2 separate regions of the Mus musculus genome follow, and region 1 is linked to region 2. A link is a loop called in an ENCODE intact Hi-C map of the cell type or tissue named here. Cell type or tissue: left cerebral cortex. All regions are shown on one strand. Each heading gives the region's core, and the rest is flanking DNA. Links, peaks and the distances in the headings are about the cores only.

The links. A loop is a pair of places that touch in the nucleus more often than their neighbours do. Peaks named below come from ENCODE experiments on the same cell type or tissue, not always from the same donor. Only the 100,000 strongest peaks of a DNase experiment are listed, where the experiment ranks them.
Region 1: it touches region 2 in a loop (6-fold over the local background); 3 of 42 quality-filtered maps call a loop at or near these places.

What each region holds. Positions count from the first base shown.
Region 1 is chr3:82,382,167-82,390,501 of GRCm38, forward strand. It overlaps Map9 (microtubule-associated protein 9), which reads left to right. Exons shown (of 14, transcript NM_001081230.1): 11 at 1,042-1,203; 12 at 1,350-1,495; 13 at 1,679-1,811. Among named protein-coding and RNA genes, the nearest start is that of Map9, 28 kb to the left of the region's middle. In left cerebral cortex, for the core only: a CTCF peak has its summit at 3,357 (motif pointing left); DNase peaks (open chromatin) are centred at 448, 2,746 and 4,541; H3K27ac peaks cover 597 bases.
Region 2 is chr3:83,050,693-83,059,027 of GRCm38, forward strand. Plrg1 (pleiotropic regulator 1) reads left to right here and starts at 4,846. Exons shown (of 15, transcript NM_016784.3): 1 at 4,846-4,962; 2 at 6,079-6,185; 3 at 7,964-8,106. The coding sequence starts at 4,954. In left cerebral cortex, for the core only: CTCF peaks have their summits at 3,226 (motif pointing left) and 4,788; DNase peaks (open chromatin) are centred at 2,144, 3,275, 4,750 and 5,177; H3K4me3 peaks cover 1,858 bases; H3K27ac peaks cover 479 bases.

The DNA of each region.
Region 1 (8,335 bases), core at 142-8,141, 670 kb before region 2:
GCGCATGAGCTATAAGCAGCAGGGCTGATTGTGAACTTAGGATTTGTGTGACCAGCAGATTCAGTCACAGAAATTGACTTTGATCAGAGTTTAGCCAAGAAGTTGGATGCTACACACTGCCTTTCAGTTTTCCTGTTCTGTTTTTCCAATTCCTGTTATGACCTCTGACCCGCATTCCCCTCACGCCGGAGATTTTTGTCCTGCCCCCACTGTGATTCGGCTCTGTTCCTCTCACCTGAGAGCCCCTGCTCTTCTCTCCCGCTTCACTGTACTGATCCACACTAACATAGGCGCACAGGGACGCGTTCCTCCACTGAGCAGCATGGGGCCAGGCAGTTCTTTGTGCAGCAGCCTCCAGGGGCTGCGCCTCTGAGTGCTGAGTGTGCCCTTGGGCTCTTTTGCTGCTGAATTAGGTCACCTCTGTGATGCAATCTAGGTCTTCTAAGGTTGAACCGCATTCGAGGCCTTAATGAGGCTTAGAGAGTAAATTCATTATGTTTGAATCACAGCAGCTCTGGTACAGCCCCTGCATGTTTTAGTGCTGTTCCCTTAGTTAACATTTGGTATATGTTCACGTTATAGGACAGTTCTGCCTAGCACCAAAACAGGGATCAAGCCAAGCATCACACCCAGTATGCCTTGGGCAACTTACCGTAGTTTATAATCTCTTAACTTTCATGATATTGTTACTAAACATTTTATAGGACCAGTTAGCCTGGCGTAGTTTATTTGGAAAACATTTATTAGCATCCTCCCAAGGTCAAAAGATGCTTCGTTCTCATGAATTCTAAGTAGGGCAACGGGACAAGTGCTTTGACATTGCAAAAAGCAGGGAATAATTGGAGGAACGATTTTTGTAGATCAGCTTGTTCAAATTATTCTCACTAAGTTAACTGCTTTGTCGCTTCCTTGTATGGTAACTGTTGAGACATTTAAAGGCAAATACATACTTCTGAATTTATGTATAGGCTTCGACCTCTGTGTAGACACATCATTGAATGCTTTTCTTGTTTTTTGGTTTTGTGTTTTTAATCAACATAGAAAAAAGCTGCTAAGAGAGAGGAAGCCCTGGCATCATTTGAGGCCTGGAAGGCAATGAAAGAGAAGGAAGCAAAGAGAATAGCTGCAAAAAAGAGGCTGGAGGAAAAGAACAAGAAGAAAACAGAAGAAGAAAATGCCATGAGGAAAGGCGAGGCCCTGCAAGTGAGTGCCCCCGGGGGTGGGGGTGGGGGGGCATGACTCTGCTCTCGGTGCCCTTCAGTGCTGGGCTTGAATGCAGGATTTTTTGTACTTAGGCTGATCTCAGAAAAAGCCATGGCAAGTAAAAGAGTCACTCTGAACTTTTTTAGGCATTTGAAAAATGGAAAGAGAAAAAGCTAGAATACCTCAAAGAGAAGACCAGGAGGGAGAAAGAATATGAAAGAGCAAAGAAACAGAAAGAAGAGGAAGCGGTTGCTGAGAAAAAGAAAGACAGTTTAACTGCTTTTGAAAAATGGTAACTCCCCCCACGATGCGCAGTTCGGTATTTCATGGTAATGCTTGAGGCTTCCCTAAGAAATTAGTTACTGCTTACAGGTCTCCTCCGGCCTCTCAACCTCATGGCTTTCAAAGCTACAGGAGGCCATCGCCGGCATATACTCTTCTTTAACCTCCCAGTGTTTCATGTTCTCCCACACAGGAGTGAGAGAAAGGAAGCTCTCCTCAAGCAAAAGGAGAAGGAGAAAATAAATGAGAGAAGAAAGGAAGAGCTGAAGAGAGCCGAGAAGAAAGACAAAGACAAGCAAGCCATCAGTGAATACGAAAAGTGGCTGGTATGTGTTCCGTGCAGATGAACTTGACCCTTTAATTTTAACTTTAACTGACTTTTTCTTCCTTTTCTGCTTCTCATTCCCAGTCCTCGTCCACCTGGAGTGCACCTTGTTGTGCTCAGCCTTTCCTCCTCTGAGATCAGATTCCCCCGTGGCCTCTCATGTCTGACCTTGATTCTGAGCTTGACACAAGCATCTGAGCTTGTAGCAGTTGGGATGCTCTAGGCCTGCATCCCTGCCTCAGTCCCTTCCCATCATGCCTATTCTTGCTTCTGTGCCTCATGCCTCTGACCTCATAGAAAGAGACAAATGCACGGAGGGGAGGGGAGAGTCTTGTAGATGTGGTCAGCCCCTGCATGCAATAGCACTGAAGTTAATGGTGGTGAGGAACCTAGTCTATTTCTCATACTCTTTCGATCTCACTGATGATCTAGGGAAGGGGGTTTCATGTAGGCATTGTTTAAAGAAAGGGATCAACTGTGAGGTTGGAAGGTACAATATCCAGCTGCCCTTCATGTGTGAGTAATAAATACTTGGTTTTAATTTACATATGTTAACAAGTTACATTTAGTTACTTTATTTTAAAACAAAGACTCATTTTCTTAATTTTAAGTAATAATACCCATGAATATTATACTTTGTGCAAGTAGATGGCATTCCTATGACTAAATCACATAAAATTTTTTCCATAATCCATCTAACAGGGCTTTGGTTTTTTTCTCTTCATAGCTGACTTAACTGAATTCAGCCATCTGCTCTCTGAAAGCATCAGGTTAGGGTTTGTTTTGTTCTGTTTTGACTTGCATATCTCAGACTGAACTTGAGCATGCTTGTTTTCAGCTATAAAGATGTATTAGGAATGTATATTCTGTAAATTGTCGCATTATAGACACACACAATTTTTCTATTGGAATTGCCTTTTTCTTACTGATTCTAGCAGCCTCTGTATAGTAGGGAAATATACTCAGAGTCTCTGACAGAAGCTGCAGGTTTTCCACCCACTCTCCTCTTGCTTTCTCAGCTTGGCTCATCAGTGTCTGAGGCCATGCCCATTCCAGTGTTGTTTTAGATTTGTCAGTCTTCTCTTTTGACCTTTGATTCTCAAACCTAGGTGAAAAGAGCTTCCCGTAATTTGCAGCTCCCCAGTCTCTCTCATTCTTTTGTAGCTCTGATCTATCTTCCCATTTCCCCTGTCTGCCCTCAAGTTCTTTTTTGCATGACAGGAAATTTGATTCCTACTTCATTTTCCCAGGACATGTGTTTTACTAATTGACGCATCTTGTCTTTGTGGTGCAAGAGCTCAGCGTCTCTCCCTGCCCTGGGGGCTCTGTTTCTTGACCTTGTGCTCCACTGTCTCAGTAGATGTGGAACTTTTCTAGTGCTAGCCGTTCCGTTGCTGGGCTTCATGTATCGTGCATCTGGGTGATACAACCCCACGTCACAGTGTTTCTTCCGGGGAGTCTTTCTTTTTCATACACTTTTTAGGATTAGCACCCCCTACAGCTCACAAGACCAACTTTATTCCTTAAAAGCAGAAGACATGATAAAGCATTTAGGAGTAAAATGGATAATCATGCATGACCAACCCAGGCCAAGTCTTCAGGAGACTCAGCGCAAAGCTCTCGGATAGAAACCTTAGACTGGTGATGGAAAGGTGTCCATTCTAAGTCAGCAGTCTTGACTGGAAAGCAGGCATCATCTGCCAGTGTGTGGGGACTCTTGTACTGCTTCATGACAATTCCACGCAGGGAAATAACAAATTAGATGGTCAGTATTAGCTAGTAGGCCCCATCTTTAAAAATAAAACATGAAAAAGTGTGATGTTTGAATGAAGTGGTTGGTATTTTGTGATCTTTTAAAGCTAATGCTTGAGATTCGTTTGTTTTTTTGTTTTTTAAATATTAGACTACTTCCCATATCAGATAATTTGTGTTACTGATGATATCACTTGGGTAATTAAATTTCAAAGTTTGAAGTTTCCATTTTATTTCCAAATATCCTTGAAACTGGAGTAATATTCCCATTCCTGAGCACACTTGACTATTGAACCATTATTAGATTGCAGGATTGACGCGTTCGTTCTCACCATTACTTGGGAAAACAAAACATCCTCAAAGCCTTAAGAGCTGCTCGCATATCGCACCTTGCAGTGAAACTTCACCCAGGAATGCACCCCAGAGCAGGAACGCACAGCACACTGCTGGCCCACTCTCCAGCTTACCCATTTGTTTTAAAACTTTATGCTGGCAGAGGAAACTGTAAAGACGAGGAAAGAACCCAGACGCACACAACTAATAGGAAACCTCTCCTAACTCTTTTACCTACTCTAACATTGTTGTATCCCATTACCTGATAGTGAGGGTAAGAATTACCTATGGATTCTCGGCATCCTACTTCTTAGGTCAAACTTGTTTCAGGTTCCCTCTTGGAAGCTAGATTGCAGAAAAAGAAGCAGAGCTGCATCAGGTGATGTAAAGACAGCCTTTTCTTTGGAAGGTTCTGAATGGTTCCTCTTTGCTTCAGTAGGAATATCAAGCATGCAGACATCCTCAGGAGCAAGGCTGTGAATGTTGAGACCTCGCCTCACTTTTCTTGACTGACAGATCTTGACTTCCGATGGAGCTCTTACCCTGCCACATTGTTCTCATGATACATCTCCATCTTCGTCTGTACTGATGGGAGATGCAGACAGCCAGCATCCACTCTAGTGTCTTCCCCAAGCCGCCAGCCGGCAGAGGCGGGGCTGCCTCCGGGCCTCATGGGAACCACTGCTTTTCTGAGTCATAGAAGGAAGCCAGAAAAAAGAACTGCATGTTTGGTCTTAGCCGAGAATCAGAAACAGAGGAGATCTAAGTTTTAGGATGGAAGAGCAAGAGTTGTTCAAACACCAAGTAAAATGTGTCTAGATGAATGTGTAGATTTTGTATTAACGCCTAGATAGAGTTTTCTTCCAAATAAGTATAAATGAGAAGGGACTCAAATTTACCTGCTATAATAATGTGGAAACATGAAAGATAGCAGTTCAGTGATAAGAGGAAATGCCACTACTAAAAGTGCCTTCTAGTCTCCTGTTGTCATTGCTCACTGCCTGCATCTGCTAACCTAGGCCTAGTCCTGAAAGCTTCTAGCCTCCGTACTGTCTTACCTAGGCCTATATTGGTTTCAGCCTCTGACACTTACTACTGATAAGCTCACCCTTTCTCGTTCTTTCTGAGCTCTGGCTGGCTGGTTCAACTTAGCTGTTCTGTCTCAAACTCCTCTCCAAGCTGACTGGTTGTACTTACCTTCTCCTGAATTGTGCTGCTTGGCCTTAAACTAACTCTGGCTCCTTCTTATCCTCTGGCTCATTCTGTCTTCACCTGTGTCTAGCTTATTCTCTCCTGCAACCTGTCTATGAACAACTGTTCCAGTAAAACTGCCTCCTTTCCTCTCTCCTCTCTCTACACTGCTTTCTTTTTTTTTTTTTTCTTTTTTTTTATTACGTATTTTCTTCAATTACATTTCCAATGCTATCCCAAAAGCCCCCCCCCCCCACTCCCCTACCCAACCATTCCCATTTTTTGCCCTGGCATTCCCCTGTACTGGGGCATATAATGTTTGCCTGACCAATGGGCCTCTCTTTCCAGTGATGGCCGACTAGGTCATCTTTTGATACATATGCAGCTAGAGTCAAGAGCTCTGGGATACTGGTTAGTTCATAATGTTGTTCCTCCGATAGGGTTGCAGATCTCTTTAGCTCCTTGGATACTTTCTCTAGCTCCTCCATTGGGGGCCCTGTGATCCATCCAATAGCTGACTGTGAGCATCCACTTCTGTGTTTGCTAGGCCTCGGCCTAGTCTCACAAGGGACAGCTATATCACCGTCCTTGGAACAAAGGCTTGCTAGTGTATGCAATGGTGTCATCACTTGGAGGCTAATTATGGGATGGATCCCTGGATATGGCAGTCTCTAGATGGACCATCCTTTTGTCTCAGCTCCAAACTTTGTCTCTGTAACTCCTTCCATGGGTGATTGTTTCCAATTCTAAGAATGAGCAAAGTGTCCACACTTTGGTCTTCGTTCTTCTTCAGTTTCATATGTTTTACATATTGTACCTTATATCTCGCTATACTAATCTACACAGCTTTCTTAAGTAGCCTCTCTTGTTCCTCTCTCTTCTCATGTGAATTAGGCATATCCTATTCTGTTGTATCTTTCTCTGATTTATTAATTTGAATGGCACTCAATTAGATATCAGTTTCAAACATGGGTGCATTTTTCTATAAACTAACTTCACCTTCATTGTTTGGAATTAAAGGTGTGTACTCTCAGGGCTTTTCTATTCCAGCCGAGGGACAAAACATTTGTGCCAAGGGCTGAGCCACACCACAACTAGAAATAGTTTTTTTCAGTAAATAATACAATCTTGGGTTTCACAATGTGATCAAATAGTCTACAACAGCCACTAATCTTCTTCTTCAACCAATAAAACAGAAATATTCTACCTCTCCCCTCTGCGAAGCTGCATTCTTTCTCTCTCTAAATCATCTGCCTCATGTGTCCTGGAACTTAATCAGAAATAAAAATGAAATAATGAAGTCTCTACTCAGCAGCTCCTGCCAGCTCTGGTTCCTCGTATTCTGCTTGTCTTTACTTTTCTAATGCTCTAGAAAGCTGGTGGACACTTCTGGGATTCCTCACACTGCCCAGCCCCCTCCTCCCTTGCTTTGTCCCTGTCACCTGCAAAACCAAAACCAAAACCAAAGTAGAAAAGTTCTTGGATTGGCCAAGCCACCTAGTGCTGTAACACTTGGTTCACTCCCCCTGAGATGGTAGCATGCTCACATAAACACACACACACACACACACACACACACACACACACACACACACACACACATACACACACACACACACACACACACACACACACACACACACACACACATACACACATACGTGCTCCTCCCTCAGTGTCCTCCCAATACTCTCTGGCATATGTCCTTACAGTCCTTTGCCACCTGAACTCTGGATAGTACCATGACTTATGTCCCATTATTCCCATGTGGCATGACTCTCCTGTCCCCCATGCCTTGGTCCCAAAGGCTTCCTTTTTGTTTCCTCTGACATCACCAGCTTTTTCCCAGATTTTCTGAACTATGACTCTTGACACCTCTCTGCTTGCAAACTCTTCCCCCAGTGAGTCCCCACATGCTGTGGCCTTCCAATGTGTATCAGCTCAGGCGGGTGCGCCTGTACTTTAATCCACGTTTCTGTGGACACACATTGCTCCTCTGTCCTCTGTTTCATAAAAACTCACACAATTTTGGGTTATATGTTATCAATTTACTTGTTTCTCACCTGTCCATTTTGAAACTTTTCTGAGCAACAGAAAGCCTGTGTGTCTCAGTGTTTGCATTGATAAGCACTCTGAGCATGACCCCAAGTGTAAGGTAACTGCTTGACATTTGAGTGAAGGAACAAACGTCCAGGTGTCACAGTGCCAGAAGAGTAGAAGCTCCACCGAGACCTCGGAGCCTATCACACACGAGGACGTGATGTGTGAGGAGTGGCGCACATTAGTGGTGGCAGGAGACTTGCTGTTGGTTAATGCCTTTGAGATTTAGACTTCCAGGCTTTGTTTTAAAGCAGGAAAAAAAATGTCCAAAGGATTAGTGCAGTTCATAGAAAATTCCATGCTACTGCCAAAACCAAAATAAAATGAAACTCAGTGTCTCCTGGGTCTGACACGCTTTCTAAACCTTTAATTGCTCAGGGTCATCAAGGAATAAAGCCATGCTATCAAATTGAAAAGCATCAAGGTATCCTAATCTAAGATTCAGTGTGGATGCTGGCAGGCAGGTCAGTGCCCACAGCTGCTTACGAGAATAAAAGGTTGATCAGTGAAACTAAACATAGGTAAACAGTGGGAAGGTTGGGGGAGGGAAATATTCTGTGGGACCTGAGGGAGCTGACACAGGGCCTCAGAGCTGGTCCTGCTCAGAGGCTGCTCACGTGTTCTTAATATGCTCCACTGCTTTCTGAGGCTGACTTCTGTCTTAATAACATTCTGTAAAACCTAACACTCAAATTAACAAACAGAACTCACAAGGACAGTATTTATATCATTTGAAAATACCGAAACTACTAAAAATTAAAAGCACTGGTATCTATGCAGTTAGATAAATCAAATAGTTGAACAAAAGACTCACAGCAAGGGCAAGAAATTGTAATGTGCACAAGCTCAATAAAATGTGAGACTAGATCTTTCGGCATCTGGGATGTCCTGCGCTGCTGTGGCACATCAGACATGGCTCTTTCCGGTCTCCTTCCGGAAGTGTGTTACCCAAAGGTCACCACTAACTTCAAAGTCACGATGTTTGTTATAAACCTGCACAGTCACAGGTTTTCTATTTTGGTTTCTGAGGCACAGTCTTGCTGTGTAGACAGAGCTGGCCTCCAACTTAACGAGACTCCTCTCTCAGACTCCCAAGAGCTGGGATTGTGTGTGTATCCCCATGCTGAAAACATTACTTCTTGTCACTGC
Region 2 (8,335 bases), core at 297-8,296:
TCCTTAAGTCTCTTTCAGTTAGTATGGTGTACAGTAAGCATGGCCTGTTTTCTTTTGTCACTTCTCATAAGCCACTGCTTCTGTCTCAGCTGTTCATTTCTCTGCAGTAGTAAGAATCGAGCTCTCCTCCGCCTACACAAATCAAGAGGAGATCCAAAGTCAACAAGTGCATTTGCTCAAAAATATTTCTGACCTTTGTCTGGAAAGTAAACATTCTTATAAACTGAGGTTGGATCATGAGAACATTTTAAACAATGTTGTAAAACAGACACACTGAGTTTCTTCTCTTGATAGTACAGTACATCAAATCCTGTTTGTTTGTTTGTTTGTTTGTTTGTTTGTTTCGAGACAGGGTTTCTCTGCATAGCCCTGGCTGTCCTGGAACTCACATCAAGTCCTTTTAACCTAGAGTGTCCAAACAAAGGCTGACCTTAGATACAGGAAAACAATGACTTCTTTCCAAACTTATGCTTCATTTGTCAGGGTGAATAGCATACACAGAGTTTCTTTATTTTTCCTTAGAGAAATATATAATCTGACAGTAAAAGTAAGTAAGATATGAGGATATACCTTCAAAATATAATTGATTTTTAAAAAACCAACTCTTCCTAATGATCTGGGCAGGATTTCATCACTGTGACATTTAAACTGTTGCTGATGTTAAAAGAACTATGTTGAAGAAGTTCAATAATTTTTTGAGATGTATGGTCTTACTAAATTTCCAGTCTCTGACAGGTCATCTCCTAGTGAGAGTGCATTGTGTAAGTCTGTGTGTTTTTAGTGTCTCTGCATACATAAGGCAGATCTTGTTCAACATGCAAGTTCCTTCAGCCACCTCTTCAAGCTGCTTGGACTGGCATTCTGAGCTTTAACAGTCATTCCCCACACAGTGCCTGTGGGCCTCCAAAAGGACAGATGATGTGGGAGGAGCTGGGAATACACTTAGGAACAAGGCATTCAAATCATTAATCACGGATTAAACATGTGAACTGACCCTCATGGATATGTGCCTAGCCAATGTTCATTTAGCCTATTTAATTCTTAAAACAACTACTTTGTACAGATGATAGAGCTGAGGATCAGAGGTTAACTACTTACAGGCACAGAGGTGGCAAATGCTGGTACCAGACTTGAGCAAGTCCAACTCAACAGGCCGTGTTTTGTGCCCACTAAACTATGGTGCCCAATGGAATGCATGTGCGAGCTATAGAATTTTACGTGTACTTTCTGTTTGCTGTTGCTGCTGTTTGGGACTAGCTCATCTATGGTTATTACAGTGTCTCTGGTAGGCACCCTCATTTTTGCTTATTCATTTCTTTCATTCATAGTTTTCAACCAGGTATATAGGATATACGTGGATGTTCATAGCCATGTGACAGATGTAGGTGATAGCTTGTAACTTTTAGTTTTGTAATCTCTAGAGTTATAGCCATTTAAACAGCACTCTGAGTTGTCTAATGGCCCCAAGCAGACGATTCCATCCAAGGAGAAGAAACATACTGAAATACTTAAGTGCTTTTACACTCCGCTGTCATTGGTGGAGAGCAAAGGGAGTGCTGTTTGCTAAGTCAATAGTGCAGTGTTCCTCACACTGGGTGATCTTCTTTTGTAAGTCAAGGGCAGTCAATCGGTGACAGAGAAAACAGATGACCCATCTTGCCCAACTGCTTCCTGGCACCAAAGACAAAGGCGTGCGACACACCCACCCCCACCCCAAGTTTTCAAGACACTTCTTGTGACTGTTTTTCAGTTCATGTGAGGCCTAGACTACACTGCACAAGGCAATTTGAACTAGGCAGCCATTTTGAGTTCCTCCTTTGTGCCAGGCGGGATAGTTCGGTGAACAAAGGAGACGAGGGCCATGAGTTTATGGGGAAAGACAGGAAATAGAAGTTAGCCACAGCAACCCGTGCTGAACGGTACAGAGTGAGAGGAGGCTTTTGCTTCGTGACTTGGGTACCAACCTTCGGAGGGAAATGGACATTAAAATGAAAAGGGCTTCTGAACTTGCAACTAGGGGCTGAGTAGCAATGAGTGCTTGCATCGCACACCTTGCACCTGGCGTATTTCAAATGTATCCGTTGAGTGAGTTTATAAGTATATGCATGGATAAACAGATAAGACCTATCAGTGACTCTGCTTGTTTACTCGGGCATGCGATTGCAAACGTTACAGTCATTAGTCTTTTTAGCATGCTTCTCTTAACTACAACTGAAGAGTAAGAGTTGAAGGCCAAGCTGAACTTCTGGCACAAACATCAGAACAGCGTGGCGGTAGGAGAAGGTCTGTGGCAGGCATAAAGAGTAGGAGGTCGCTGGGCGGTGGTGGAGCATGCCTTTAATCCCAGCACTTGGGAGGCAGAGGCAGGCAGATTTCTGGGTTCGAGGCCAGCCTGGTCTACAGAGTGAGTTCCAGGACAGCCAGGGCTACACAGAGAAACCCTGTCTCAGAAAACAAAACAAAAACCACAAAAAACAAAAAACGAAAGAGTAGGAGGTCGCTGTCTCTGCTGACAGCTTCCTTTGTTGATCCCTCTGCTGATCCTTGTGTGTAGCTGATAAGGAGCCATGGGGGCAGGGACAAGAGGACATTCTCTCATCTGACCAGATACGGATCATAGGAGCGATAGCAAGAAAAGGCTGCTTCTCTGCTTCTGTTGAGACCAACCACCACAAGCTTTAGGGATGTCTTTGGAGTTCAGGACTGGTTCTACAGTGGTCCTGTCAGTATGCTGGACGCGACAGGTGACCAAGAGTGGGTATGCTAGCCCTACCTCCTGCTAGTCCTATCAGAGTCTCTTAAGCAGATTGGAATCTGTAAAGGAAGTAAGCGGAGAATCAGATCCACTGACTTGGTTTCTCATTCACAGCAGCATTGCAGAGGGAAGACTCAGCTACTGCAGTCTCTGCTTAGACTTTCGACTCTTCAGTTAAACCTGTCAGGCCTTCTGCTTGTCCCAGTTGTACCAGGCCACATTCTACCTCACTGATCATTGCTCAACAGGCAAGGTACACTAATTGAAGGAGATTGAAAGGATTTGTATTACTGAATGAAAAAAAAACAGCTTTGTTAATGAAAAAACGGCTTTCCTTAAAATCTGCACGATTGTTTTCACACATACAAACGCAGCATTCATATTTATATTCGTAAATAATTTGTCATGTTTGCTTAAAGAAAGTGTCCTCTGCACACTTATGAAGAGCCATAGTGACCTCTACTGTCCAGAAAAGGCAGCTCGCAAGGTTAGCCAGAGCAGGTTTTTGCTTACTTTTAAAGACACGTACATCTTATTCTTTTCGTTTGTTTTGGTTTTATTCTCTGTGTAGTTCTGGCCCTGGCTATCCTGGAACTCAGAGATCCGACTGCCTCTGCCTCCTCAGTACTGGGATTAAAGGCGTGCGCCAACACCTCTGAACTGGGACTCCTAACCAGCCAAAGATCCTGGATCCCTTCAAATACAAGAAAATAGGAGGGAGGCCATAGCAAACAGAAAAACCCAGGTTCCTATATGAACAGGAGATCTGTGTATGATATGTGTGATTTATGGGTCTCATGACTAGATAATAGGATCACCCAAGCTATTCATTTAAGAAGGAAATTTTCACACGGGTGGCTTAATTCAAGAGCTGTAAGAAGAGTAAAACCTAGTGTGGTTTACCTCAGTAGACTGCCCTTATGAGCCTTGCATAAGCTGTGTTCAGGATGACTAAGGTATCTCACAAGTTTAATGAGAGTTGTCTAGTAGTTATATTAACATAGATACATTAAGGTCTTTCTTACATTTCCTTAGTGTTTTGTGATTTAAAATGTTCTTTTCTATGGCTATTACTATTTCCTTGCAACGTGCACAAACATTAGCCACTTTTACAGAAAATAAGATCCTTTGGCTAAACTCACATTCACATTTAGAAATGACTACTTGCGGGCTACAAAGATGGCGCTGACGTTAAGGCTCAAAACTAAAAAGACTAGAAATGTCCATTTTCAGGTTAAAAACACGACCTTCATGTTTTTAATGAATTAAAATATAAATCGAGCGAGAGCATTGCTGTATCGGCGCTACGTTTCATCCTTCTCAAAGTATTCGCAGTATTCTGAGGACGGTATCCGTGAACTTAACCACAGTTCAGGAAGACGCACAATCTGTGAAAACGCCTTAAGATCGCAAATAGCAACTACATCAATACAGAAAACATTTGAAAACGATCGATCATATAAGCCACAGATTTATTTTTAACCTGGGTAAATCACAAAACCTCAACACTTTAGCGTCAAGCCAAATAAAATAAAACCAACTTAAGTTCTCAACCTTTTTTTTTTTTTTTTTTTAATTGCTTGTTTAAGCTGGACAGTGGTGGCGGCGCACGCCTTTAATCTCTGCACTTGGGAGGCAGAAGCAGGAGGATTTCTGAGTTCGAGGCCAGCCTGGTCTACAGAGTGAGTTCCAGGACAGCCAGGGCTACATAGAGAAACCCTGTCTCGAAAAAAAGAAAAGAAACGAAAAAGTTGCTTGCTTAAAACCTCCAAGTAAGGAGCACCAAGCTTCTGGAAGCAGGTACCGCCCCTAAACGTTAAGGCTGGCGCGCTCCCTTAGCTCCGGCTGAAATCTCCGCCCTCAGGCAGGAGACTCCGCCCAGCTCCGCCGAGACCCGCCCTTCTGCCTGGAGACATCGTTCGTCCCCGCCCAAACCCCGCCCCAGTCCCGCCCAGCGGCTGCCGAAGTCCCGCTCTCCTCCAAGAGGCTCCGCGCAACTCCGCCTAGCTTCCGCCCTCCACCGCTAGACTCCGCCCCTCGACCCCTGCGCGGCGGGTTGCCAATACGCATGTGCGGTTAGCGTCACGTCCGGCGACGGGCCCCAATCTCCGGAAAGAGCTGCCGAATAGTGGCGGCGTTTTCTGCGGCGATTATTTGAGTTCCTTCGCTGCTGGAGGGGTAGACTAAACGGCGGCGACATGGTGGAGGTAAAGTGATGCTTGGGTACTTGGGAGTCGTTTGTCCCTGGAGCTTTGCTTTGCCCACGGAAGTGTAGGATGAAAGTGGTGGGAATCTGGGGAAAGGAACTGTAGTCAAAGCTGGTGGTCTCGGCACGTCGGGGTGGGAGGAAGGCCGATGACATCCCAAGTCCGAGCTTCAGTCGGCGGGAAGCCTGAGGGAATCCTGCAGTCCGTGTGTTGTCGTAGGTACCTGGCCGTCTCCTGGGAGGCGGGGCTTCTGATGTTCCCACCGTGGCTGGGATGCTAGTCCGTGCTGTCTTGTCAGTTCCACTGTTATTTCATCTCTACCGCAGTAGAGGCGTGCGGTTCTTGATTTTGTTTGTTTGTTTGTTCTTGCGTATCCCAAACGTTTCTTACTCCCACCCACTGCGTTCCAGGTCCACTGCAGTCCTCCGAGTCTAGCCTAACATCTTTTGCCCGGACTCATTCAATAACTTCCAGCTGGTCTAAGTGCTTAGGATTAACGAACACATTGCAGGAGTGTAGTTCAGTGCTGCTTTCTGTTCCAGTGTTATAGAGTAAAAATGTTGGTGGTGGCAGAGGTCTAAACCTCACCGACCCTGGAAACCCACACTTCCGCAGCATTCACAACTGCTGCGGTTCTGAGTTATCTGGACACCTTTGCAGTGGGATTTCCCACACTTTCACTGCTTGTACCTCTATTCCGTGTAAGGCTGTCTCCCTCTCTGCTTATCACCTGAGAGAAACCTTTCTTGATTATATCTACCAATTCTCCCCCCACCAACTCATCCCATTGCCTATTTTCATAGAACCCTCCAAAAATGTGGAATTATTTTGCTTATTTTTGTCTGTTGCCTCTTGAGTACACTGCATGCCGCATACAGTACTAGCTCGGTAAATATCTACTGAACACATTGTAGGCATTACTCAGTTACTTTTCTAAGAGCTCTGGCCAGACAGGAGCTTTCTCATCTTCGTTGTTGATTGCTGTAGTTTGTTACAGTTATTGAGGAGTGTATATCCTTCTCCATATTTAGCGTGGAAATTGCATAATGACTCTCATGTCGATTAGGGTGTATGGGTCTCTTGTTAGATGTGTGATTTTTGGCTGTCTCTTTACAGGAGGTACAGAAGCATTCTGTACACACACTGGTGTTCAGGTCATTGAAGAGGACCCATGACATGTTTGTGGCTGATAATGGAAAACCCGTGCCTTTGGATGAAGAGAGGTAAGCTTTATTCCTTTTCAGTTGCTAAAGTATTTAATATTAACAGAAGGGTGCAGAGAGAGGGGAGGAGGGGACTTTGAAAGGTCTTAAAAGTGCATACTCACAGGACGCTTGGGCAATAGCAAGTGGCTTTCTAGTGTAATATAAGTAATGGTAACTCATTTTTCTATTGTCTTGTCTTCTGCAGTAAAAACATCATTACCTAACTATAGTTTACAGGCACCCAGTGTGATGATTTGAAAGAGAATGGCCTCCATAGGCTCATGCGTTTAAATGCTTGCTTGGTCTCTAGTTGGTGGAGCTGTTTTGGAAGTATTAGGAGGTGTGGCCTTGTTAGAGGAGGTGTGGCCTTGGGGAGAAGCTGTGAGATTTCAAAAGCCTACACTATTCCCAGTTAGCTCCCTTATTGCTTGTCTACTCCCTCCCTCTTGTCCAGCCCCCCACCCCCACCCCACACATCATGCTTGCCAATCAGATGTAAGCTCTCGGCTGCTGCTCCAGCACTGTGCTTGCCTGCCTGCTCTCATGCTCCCTACTCTTATGGCCAAGGACTCTATCCTCTTGAGCCATGACCCCCTAGTTAAATACTTTATTTTCTAAATTGCCTCCAGAATGGTGTTTGCCATAGCAATAGAAAAGTAACCAGTACCCAGTAATTAGGGGCATCCCTGCTATGTCATCTTGTTTGTAGTGAATCAGTTTGTGTGTGATTTTAGCTTCTGCTCTCAGACTCTTTGTTTTGTTTTGTTTTGTTTTGTTTTTCGAGACAGGGTTTCTCTGTGCATCCTTGGCTGTCCTGGAACTCACTCTGTAGACCAGGCTGGCCTCGAACTCAGAAATCCGCCTGCCTCTGCCTCCCAAGTGCTGGGATTAAAGGTGTGCGCCACCACTGCCCGGCTTCTGGTCTCAGACTCTTGTTCTGCTGAAATTGTACTTGGCCAGTACTACTCCCATCTTTGCTCCGTGGTGTAGTGAAGAGTTTTGAGTGGCATATTTTTGCTTCTCGCCAGCCCTAGTCTGGGAATTGTGTTATGTGCAGTGCCTTTCTTTGCCCTTTGCTTTTTTTTAATAATCTACTTAATTTCCCTCATTTGCATTCATATTTAATTTATAAGGTAGATTATCTTTTTAAGTAATATAAGTACATTTCTCTTTAAAATGCTGAGCTAGCCAGGCGGTGGTGGCCCACGCCTTTAATCCCAGCACTTGAGAGGCAGAGGCAGGCGGATTTCTGAGTTCGAGGCCAGCCTAGTCTACAGAGTTGAGTTCCGGGACAGCCAGGGCTATACAGAGAAACCCTATCTCGAAAAACCAAAAAGTAAAAATAAATTTAAAAATATAAATAAAATGCTGAGCTAATTTAGTGCTTTCATTGGGTCTAACTTTTTAGACTACTAGTAAAGATATCTATACAATTTAACTATATTCAGACATTTAAAGTTTAAGCTATATTAGTTTGTGTATGTCTTTAATTCACTTGGACCCTTGAGGTCTCATCCAAAAAGGTTTTGTGTTTATTGGGCTGCAAACTAAGGTCTTACTTTGCTTTGAATGAATACTGTATGATAGATTGTGAGATAAAGTAAACGTATATGGTATGGAAATGCATTTTAGAATGTTGTAGTTGTTAAAATACTATGTAGCTTGAGAAACCTCCTGCATCTGTGACATGGAGTACCGTGTCTGCTTCTGTGCTTCTCTGGTTAGCTGACTCTTTTCACTGGTGAGTGTGTTTCCAGTACTTACGGGTGCATTTCATCTTTATGATCTTTACATAGTCACAAGCGGAAAATGGCAATCAAGCTTCGCAATGAGTATGGTCCTGTGCTGCATATGCCTACTTCAAAAGAGAACCTTAAGGAGAAGGGACCTCAGAACGCAACAGACTCATATCCTCATAAGCAGTATCCCGCCAACCAAGGTGAAAACCATCGGGTTTACAAGTGAATTTTTAAAATAGGAGAAAATGTCTCCTTAGAGCTTCCCTGGGGGCACTGCTTAGTTGTTGCTGTGATGGTGGCCGTTTTGATGAGCTCGTCAGAGTAGTAATGAAGATGCTTAGGTGAGGACTTTTTCTAGAAAACAGAATGTATGATTATGATTCTCTTAGGAGGTAGGCAAGATTACAGTGGTGTCTACAGGGAAAACTC